Linked DNA regions of Homo sapiens: regions 1 and 3 are each linked to region 2. Evidence: chromatin contacts called from ENCODE Hi-C or POLR2A ChIA-PET data. All regions are on one chromosome and are shown on one strand. The core of a region is the stretch at or near the end of the contact, and the rest is flanking DNA. Distances in the headings are between cores, read along the strand shown.

Evidence for each region. Hi-C counts contacts between places; a loop is a spot of excess contacts on that map. ChIA-PET counts read pairs that join two places held with the same protein, here RNA polymerase II (POLR2A). Pooled maps may share reads with other maps.
Region 1: a loop to region 2 is called in a pooled map, with 10 times the contacts of the local background. The contact joins the enhancer-like site here to the promoter of LMAN2L in region 2. A Hi-C loop is called at or near these places in 8 of 50 pooled maps. POLR2A ChIA-PET finds 5 or more read pairs at or near these places in 3 of 52 experiments (Caco-2, OCI-LY7 and WTC11).
Region 3: a loop to region 2 is called in a map of posterior vena cava, with 3 times the contacts of the local background. The contact joins the enhancer-like site here to the promoter of LMAN2L in region 2. A Hi-C loop is called at or near these places in 15 of 168 maps with a recorded cell type or tissue (CD4-positive, alpha-beta memory T cell, CD8-positive, alpha-beta T cell, IMR-90 and 10 more), 1 of 37 single-sample maps with no recorded cell type and 31 of 50 pooled maps.

The regions. Positions count from the first base shown.
Region 1 is chr2:96,553,438-96,556,197 of GRCh38, reverse strand. No RefSeq gene overlaps it. Among named protein-coding and RNA genes, the nearest start is that of ARID5A, 18 kb to the right of the region's middle. RefSeq lists an enhancer at 1,864-2,389. Within about 2 kb of position 1,282, at least 7 of the 41 ENCODE cell types and tissues checked have a DNase peak (open chromatin) inside an H3K27ac peak, as active enhancers do.
Region 2 is chr2:96,738,595-96,741,405 of GRCh38, reverse strand. LMAN2L (lectin, mannose binding 2 like) reads left to right here and starts at 1,342. Exons shown (of 8, transcript NM_030805.4): 1 at 1,342-1,552. The coding sequence starts at 1,366. RefSeq lists enhancers at 1,089-2,026, 2,027-2,811.
Region 3 is chr2:96,951,775-96,954,477 of GRCh38, reverse strand. All of the region lies in intron 6 of FAM178B (family with sequence similarity 178 member B), which reads left to right. Among named protein-coding and RNA genes, the nearest start is that of FAM178B, 33 kb to the left of the region's middle. Within about 2 kb of position 1,302, at least 12 of the 41 ENCODE cell types and tissues checked have a DNase peak (open chromatin) inside an H3K27ac peak, as active enhancers do; they include heart right ventricle, sigmoid colon and transverse colon, where a contact is called at or near this core.

The sequences.
Region 1 (2,760 bases), core at 33-2,532, 190 kb after region 2:
CATAGCGCCTGGCCAAAAATTCTGGTTTTTAAAGAGAAGCCTGATACCCACATTTTTATGTGAAATCTGATTTTTAAATTCTGGCAACTATTTAAAAACATTTAGCTGGCTGCCGTGACATGCACCTGTAGTCCCAGCTGCTTGGGAGGCTGAGGTGGGAGGACTGCTTGAGTCCAGGAGTTTGGGTGCTGCAATGCATGATGGTCTTGCCTGTGAATAGCCACAGCACCACTCCAGCCTGGGTGACACTGCAAGACCCCATCTCTTAAAAAAAAAAATTAAACACATCTCAGGCCACTGTCAGCAGCCTCTGTTGTTTGTTTTTTTGAGACAGAGTTTCACTCTTGTAGCCCAGGCTGGAGTGCAATGGCACAATCTCAGCTCACTGCAACCTCCGCCTCCTGGGTTCAAGTGATTCTCCTGCCTCAGCCTCCCTGGTAGCAGGAACTACAGGTGCATGCCATCACGCCCGGCTGATTTTTGTATTTTTAGTTGAGATGGGGTTTTGCCATGTTAGCCAGGCTGGTGTCGAATTCCTGACCTCAGGTGATCTGCCTGTTTTGGCCTCCCAAAGTTCTAGGATTACAGGCATGAGCCATCGCACCTGGCCCACCCTCTGGTTTTGAGGGTAAACCTTTGCTGAGTGGTGGAGGTCTCTCACTTCCCTGCCTGGGCTCCCAGTTGCCCCTCTGCTTCCTCCCCTGCCAGCCCATGGCTGTGCCCACCCTGAGACCACTCCCTCAGCTCCCTCCAGTGCAGGTCGCTTCTCCACGCTGTCCCGAGGTGGGGGTTGCTGCCAGCCCATGTTGCTGCCCCTGCATCGTGGCCTTGCTGTGGACCCCGAGCCCCTCCTCCCCACTTCTTGCCTGACCTTGGCACAAAGGCGGTGACTCCAAGGATTCCCACGCCCCAGCCCCTTCGTTCCTTGGCCTGCTCTCCTCCACTCACTCCCACGAGTGCACCCAGGTACAGGGAACGTCAGCCATGCCTCTTATCCCCAGGCCACCTCCTTGAGTCCTGCGGTTCTCGGAGCCCCACTGCGCTGCATCAGTCCCGCCAACCGTCCTTGGCTCCCCGCACCCAGCCTGGACTCCAGGCCTTCCACTGGCCTGGCTCCCTGCACTCGCCTCAGCTCCCTGTCCCGCTCTGCTGTGCCAGACTGTCCCGGCCCAGTGCCTCCTCGGTGGAACCTGACTCTCCCCTACTCCGAATCGTCACACAGCTTGTGGCCTGGTCCCGCCGAAACCCAAAACCCGTGCCACCAACCTCAGGTGGAACCTAGTGCTTCCCAGAGGCCCCAGGGCATGGCGGTGCTCCCGTCTGAGATCACTCATTCTCGTCCCCTCCTCCCCTCAACCTCAGGTCTCCAGCCCTGGTACTTGTCCTCAGTCTCTGCTCACTGAGGAATCAGAGGCACTGACGGGACCCCACCATTCAGGCGGGTTGTGAGCCAGGACGCTACCCTCCGAGAATCGGGTACAGCTAGTACCGGGCTGTGGGGCACTGGGCCCAGAGGGTGCCCTGGAAGCATGACTACATCCGGCTCTAGCATCTGTGCCAAAGCAGGGTCCCCTGCGTCCTGCCCAGGGCGCCCACCTGCCCAGGACAGACGTCCCACGGGAAGTGCATTCTTCAGATCGGCCTCCAGAGGGCGCCGTGATCGCAGCGCTGAGCTGCCTGCCCTCAAGTCCTGCTGACGGGCCGCCTGCCCATCTTTGTGCCAGGGCCAGGCCAATGTTGCTTCGTAGATGAAGGGCACCCTGCCCCATGCTGGGCAGGACCCTGCACACAACAGGGTCACCTCCCCTTTTATCCAGGCAGGGGATCCGACCCCAGTGATCTGTGGCCCAGCACCCAGGGCCTGGAGGGTGGGCAGAACTCAGCTCCTCCCTTCTTTTTTTTTTGAGACCGAGTTTTGCTCGTTGCCCAGGCTGGAGTGCAGTGGCGCAGTCTCGGCTCGCTGCAACCTCTGCCTCCCGAGTTCAAGTGATTCTCCTGCCTCAGACTCCCAAGTACCTGGGATTACAGGTGCCCGCCACCATGCCTGGCTAATTTTTGTAGTTTTTGTACAGATGGAGTTTCACCATCTTGGCCAGGCTGGTCACAAACTCCTGACCTCAGGTGATCCACCCCCCTTGGCCTCCCAAAATGCTGGGATTACAGGTGTTAGCCACTGCACCCAGCCCCTCCCCGTTCTTTATCATCCACTGAGCCTCCACAGCTCGGAGAGATGGACTGCACACGGGCGCATGTGGCAGTGCGGAGCTCAGGGCTGGTCACTCCAGGTGCTCAGGCTGACATCTTGGCATCTCTCAGAAGGAAAGAGGTGGAAGGTTGGGAGATGCCCCTGCAGAGCCTGAGTGCTCTCAACAGCAGGGAGCACCACTCTTTGCCCCTCCACCCGTCACAGGCCTCGCTTGGAAGGTGCCTGAGCTCTCCTCCACAGGCTGCTCCTGAAGGAGGTGGCCAGGGGCAGGGGCTGGATAGGGTGCCCTTTTGGCCTGGCCACCCACTCCCTGGTGCCAGGCATGCTGCACGTTCCCTGGTCTGGGTTCTGTCATCGTGGATGGTAGCCTTGGGCAAGCAAGACCCTGCCCATCCCCGGCCTTGGCCTCTCTACCTGCAACCTATGGGGGCCCTTCCCATGGCCGGAGTTCATGAGCATCCCAGCCCCAGCGGCCAGGGTAAGTTCCAGTGGTGCGTGTCACCCACTGACCTGCTCACACCTGTAGCCCCGACATCTGCCCTCTGCTTGGCCAG
Region 2 (2,811 bases), core at 93-2,592:
CCACTGCACTCCAGCCTGGGTGACAGAGAGAGACCCTGTCTCAAAAACAAAAACAAAAACAAAAACAAAAAAAAAAAGAAAAGAAAAAAGAAAGAAATAGTGCTTACTACACGCAAGGCACTGTTCTAAGAGGTTTACCAATATTGACTCATTTAACCCTGACACTTACCATGGTTAGATAGTTTGGATCACTTTAGTGGCTACGTGGAGACCAGTCTGGACACATGTTGTGGTGCCGGATAAAGACGAAGGGATGTGCCTGTAGTCCCAGTAACTCAGGAGGCTAAGGTGGCAGGATCACTTCAGCCAGGGAGGGAGAGGCTGGAGCTGAGATTGTGCCACTGCACTCCAGCCTGGGCAACAGAGCAAGACCTTGTCTCTCTTTTTTTTTTTTTTTTTGAGATGGAGTTTTGCTCTATGTGGCCCAGGCTGGAGTGCAATGGCTTGGTCTCGGCTCACTGCAACCTCTGCCTCCCAGGTTCAAGCGATTCTCCTGCCTCAGCCTCCCAGTAGCTGGGATTACAGGCACGTGCCACCACGCCTGGCTAATTTTTTTTTTTATTTTTAATAGAGACGGGGTTTCTCCACCTTGGTCAGGCTGGTCTCGAACTCCCAACCTCAGGTGATCCGCCTGCCTCGGCCTCCCAAAGTGCTGGGATTACAGGCGTGAGCCACCGCGCCTGGCCAAGACCTCGTCTCAAACCAAAAAGAAAAAAAAGAGGAAGGGAGGAAAGGAGGTGATGGCTTTTAGAATTAATTAATTTGTGTGCTTTCAGTTCTTTTATATCTGTAGGTTGCTTGATGGCCCAGACTATCACGGCAAAGGAGTCATTTGCATTTGAAGAGAATGTGTCTTCCGCAGTTGTTAGGTGGAGTTTCTATAAATATCATCAGGTCAAGTTAGTTGGTAGTGCTGTTCAAGTCTTTTATAAATTGATAGTTTTCCAGCTATTTTACGGATTTGTCTATTTCTCCTTTCACTGCTATATCTTCCAAATTGATTCAGAGAGCTGCAGTCAGGAGCGTACTATTGCAGAGAGGATAGAATGTTTGGGACCAGAAGAAACGTTTTATCTCTTTAAATTTACTCTCGTACGCAGAAAACAAAATACAAATAAACTACGTATCCCAGCAAGCCTAGTGGAACTCAGGGCAAATGCAAATAAGGGGGGGGGCTGGGCATTCGGCTACGCCCCTTTTCTGGGTTGGCAAGGCAACTGATACAGAAGCCAGCCAATCGGTGATATAGTCACCTGCAGGGGCGGGGGCTTGACGAAAGCCAATAGGACGCAGGGCAGATGGCTCTTCGGGCCAATGGGTTGGGCGACGGGGCGGGCTTTTGATGAAGGGTCGTTGGTGGGAAAGATGGCGGCGACTCTGGGACCCCTTGGGTCGTGGCAGCAGTGGCGGCGATGTTTGTCGGCTCGGGATGGGTCCAGGATGTTACTCCTTCTTCTTTTGTTGGGGTCTGGGCAGGGGCCACAGCAAGTCGGGGCGGGTCAAACGTTCGAGTACTTGAAACGGGAGCACTCGCTGTCGAAGCCCTACCAGGGTGAGGCGCCCAGGGTGAGGTGGTCGTGCAGTGGGGCGGGCTTCGGGACTTGATTTCAGGGGTAGAGGCGGGGGCGGCGAAGGGCTTCGTGGCCCGGAGGAAACTGCTGGCGGTGGTGGGGCCCACGGAGACTCCCTCCGCGTTTGGGAGCCACAGGTCTGAAAGGCAGGAGTTAGGTGTGCCTGCCAAGCTCTGGAAGTTTCCAGTAGGTAAAGGCAGGGCTGTCGGGTGCCACTAGTACTAGGCCTGGAGTTAGACAGGAGGAGTTTGGGAAGGGGAGAGAATTGAGAATGGTGAGGAGTGATTGAGGGCTACTAGCAATGAGCCAGTCTCCAGATGGACCTGTGGATGTGCTAGAAATAAAGCAGGAGGAAGAACTGGGGTAGAACTTGAACGAAATGAGAAGATGATAAATTTATGTTGCTGGGTAGAACCACCTTCTCTTCTCCAGCCTAGGGGCCCTGTTGGTGAAAGAGGTTAGGGTTCACAGAACTCTAAGCACAGCTTATCAGCCAGAAAATTAATGCAGTTAGCCACAAAACGATGACAAACCAGTGCAGATGGCTTAACTAACACAAGTCTTTCCCCACTAAGGCGTAGGTAGTGGGACAGAAAACAATTCAAAGTGCAAGAGTATACTCTACTACTAAGGGTAATCATTTATTCACTTACATGCCTGGAGTGCCTCTGTGCTGTCTCTTTGCTAATGCTTATGGGTTTGCAGACACAAAGTTTTCATTCTTAAAGAAGTTTATAGGTGAGGGTACAGGGAGTAGCTTCACACTTTAAGGATTGTTTAAAGAAAGAATGTGACGGCTGGGGCGGTGGCTCACGCCTGTAATCTCCGCACTTTGGGAGGCCGAGGTGGGCGGATCACGAGGTCAGGAGATTGAGACCATCCTAGCTAACACGGTGAAACCCCATCTCTGCTGAAAATACAAAAAAATTAGCCAGGTGTGGTGGCGGGCGCCTGTAGTCCCAGCTACTCAGGAGGCTGAGGCAGGAGAATGGCGTGAACCCGGGAGGCAGAGCTTACAGTGAGCCGAGGTCATGCCACTGCACTTCAGCCTGGGCAACAGAGCGAGACTCCATCTCAAAGAAAAAAAAAAAAGGAAGAATGTGACTAAGCCCCGGAGGCCTGAGGGTCAAACTCTTTTTATTTATATTTATATATTTTTAGAGACAAGGTCTTGTTCCGTTGCCTAGGCTGGAGTGCAGTGGCACAATCATGGCTCATGCAGTTTCAATCTCCTGGGCTC
Region 3 (2,703 bases), core at 53-2,552, 210 kb before region 2:
CCAAGATGAAGCTGGTCAGAGCTCTGCTTAGGAAGGCCCGTGTGCTGAGCCCAGCTGCCCCCATTTCCTGTCACTGGTTTTGCGGGTTTCCCCGTTGTAGCTGATGTCCTTCCCTCGCTTCCTTCTGCTCCAGTGGGCGGCGAGGGTGGAGGCAGACACCTGCCCACTGTCATTGCTGTCATGGCTGGGGATTAGCAGCTCCCTCCTCATCTCTAGTCACAGCTGAGGACTCCGATGGGAACCTCCCTTCATGGGATCCTCAGGTCTGACAGCTGGGGGCTTCCCACTCAGCCAGGCCTGCATGGTATCTGCTGCCGATGGAGGCTCTGTCCCTCTGTCTCTCCCTCCAGGGCCCTCCAACATTCTCAGGATAACTTCGGACCTCAGCATTGGCTTGGCCGTGGACAGAGGCACCCCCTTGGACCCAGCATCCGTGTTCTTGATGTGGGGACGTGACTCTGACAACAGCCAATTCTGTCACCCAAGGCGTTTGAGCTTTCACTGCACACACCTCCCACCCCCTTTCCTTTTTCCCTTTTCCTCCAGGCTTCCCAGCCCAGGTGCTGCTGTTGGGATCCTCCTCCTTTCCCCAGAGTTAAGGCATTGTCTGTGCACAAGGCCCATTCCCTGCCCAGCAGCCAAGCTTGAGGTCACCCTGTGATAACCTGAAGGGCGTGGAAGGGCTTGTGGCTGAGCCAAGGAGAAGCAGCACTCCCGTCCCACCGAGCATGCACTCGGCCTGCAGAGGGGAGTCCTTGCCTCTAACCCTAAACACAGAATTCCTTGAAAGCCAGTCACCTCAGGGCAGAGCAGGACTATGTCCTTTCTGGCTTTCTGTTGCTCCTGGTCCCATAGACAAAATTTTCTCAGCAGCAATGAACTCAGAGGCCAATCAATCATTTCTCTGGCAGAAACTGCAAAGCCCACATAGCAGAAGGGAGATGTTGCAACTGTGGGGTCTCTCCCTTGGAGCAGCAGTTAGAAATGTGTTGATCTGAGCCAACAGGGCCTTGTACAATCAATTCTCCCACTAAGAAACTGGCGGGGTGCCCCCTCCAGCAGAATGCCAGAGCCAGCGTCTCCTCAGAGTCCCTGAAGCGCCAGCCTCCTCACCACATGGCCCTTGTCGGGGTTCTGCCAACTTGCAAGGTCCTCCAGACATTGTTTACATGGGTATTGTCTGCGTTCGGGCTGCTGTGCATGTTCTTGAACCATGCGTCTTGCTGGGGTCAGTCCCTGAAAGTCTCCATGTGACCGGGCACGTGGATAGAATGGAGCATGCCAGCAGTCCTGGGGTGCACGTGTATTTGTATGTACAAACGAAGGTCTATTTCAGGGTGGTAAACTTCACAACCACAGGAACAAAGCTGCTTTCTCCTCTGAACTTAAATGACTTAGAGAAAAAACATGCAATTTGTAAACTGCCTGGACATTCTCAGAGAGACAGCAGCTTGGCTCAGAGGATAATCTTTGTTTTGTAGCATTCTGTTCCTGGCAGATTAAAAAATGATGTCCTTTTTAAAGGAGAAGGAGGAGAAGCAGAAGGAGGAGGTTGGGCTGACTGAAAAACTTTTTATCTAGGGTGGCAACGTTAAGTACTTTCTGAAATGTTCTTTGCATGCATTTGGGCCATTAAAAAGAAGAACAAATGTGACTTACGTTTTCATTTCCTGGAATCCATGTTAATGATCTTTGGGACGTGGTCTAGAGAGAGCAAGCAAAGATGGTGGTCACAAAATGCGCAGGACGTAGGAGAATCCTACCCCAAACCCAGGCTCTCTGGGGATGACCAGGAGCTCAGGAACGGTGACAAAGTCCAGCCAACCCCCTATAAAATGACTTCTGAAGCACCTTCTACCAGAGGCCCTACAACCATATGAAACATTTCAACAACTCATTTTGCAAAGATCTGGAATCTTGTAGGTCAAGGTGATCTACCGGGTCAGTGGTCCCCAAGGCAGGGCTCATCTCCACACCAGCGCCGATTTTGAGAGCTCCTGTTAGGAGGAAGAGGCCCGAGGGGGTGGTGTGAATGGGCACACGGTCACAGCCACAGCCGCGTGGCTGGTCTGAGCACGCCCCCATCCCTGGAATCTGGGACACTTGCAGCTCACATGGTTTCTGAAGAATCCTCTATGGAACTCTTGTTTGGTATTTCCTTCCCAGAATGTCTTCATCCCGGGCCCCTTTCTGTTATTTTCCGGTCTTCTCAGGTGTCCCCTTTGTATCTGAAAAACATAAGGCAGAGCAGAAACGCCCTGTGTAACCAGATCGCGAGACGCTGGCCTCGTGGGGGTAATCGTGCCCGCCCCTTGCAGCTGGAGGAACCCGAGGCTAAGACACCCACTCCTGGCCTCACTCCTCACCTTTCCACACCCTTGGCAAATATTCCACTTTCCCCTGTGGTCAAATGGAAAGGGCAGACTGCACTGCCCCACCATGTTTTTTTGTTTGTTTGAGACGGAGTGTTGCCCTGTTGCCCAGGCTGGAGTGCAGTGGCATGATCTTGGCTCACTGCAACTTCCACCTCCCGGGTTCAAGCAATTCTCCTGCCTCAGCTTCCCGAGTAGCTGGGATTACAGGTACATGCCACCATGCCTGGCTAATTTTTGTATTTTTAGTAGAGACAGCGTTTCACCATGTTGGCCAGGCTGGTCTTGAACTCCTGACCTCGTGATCTACCCGCCTTTGCCTCCCAAAGTG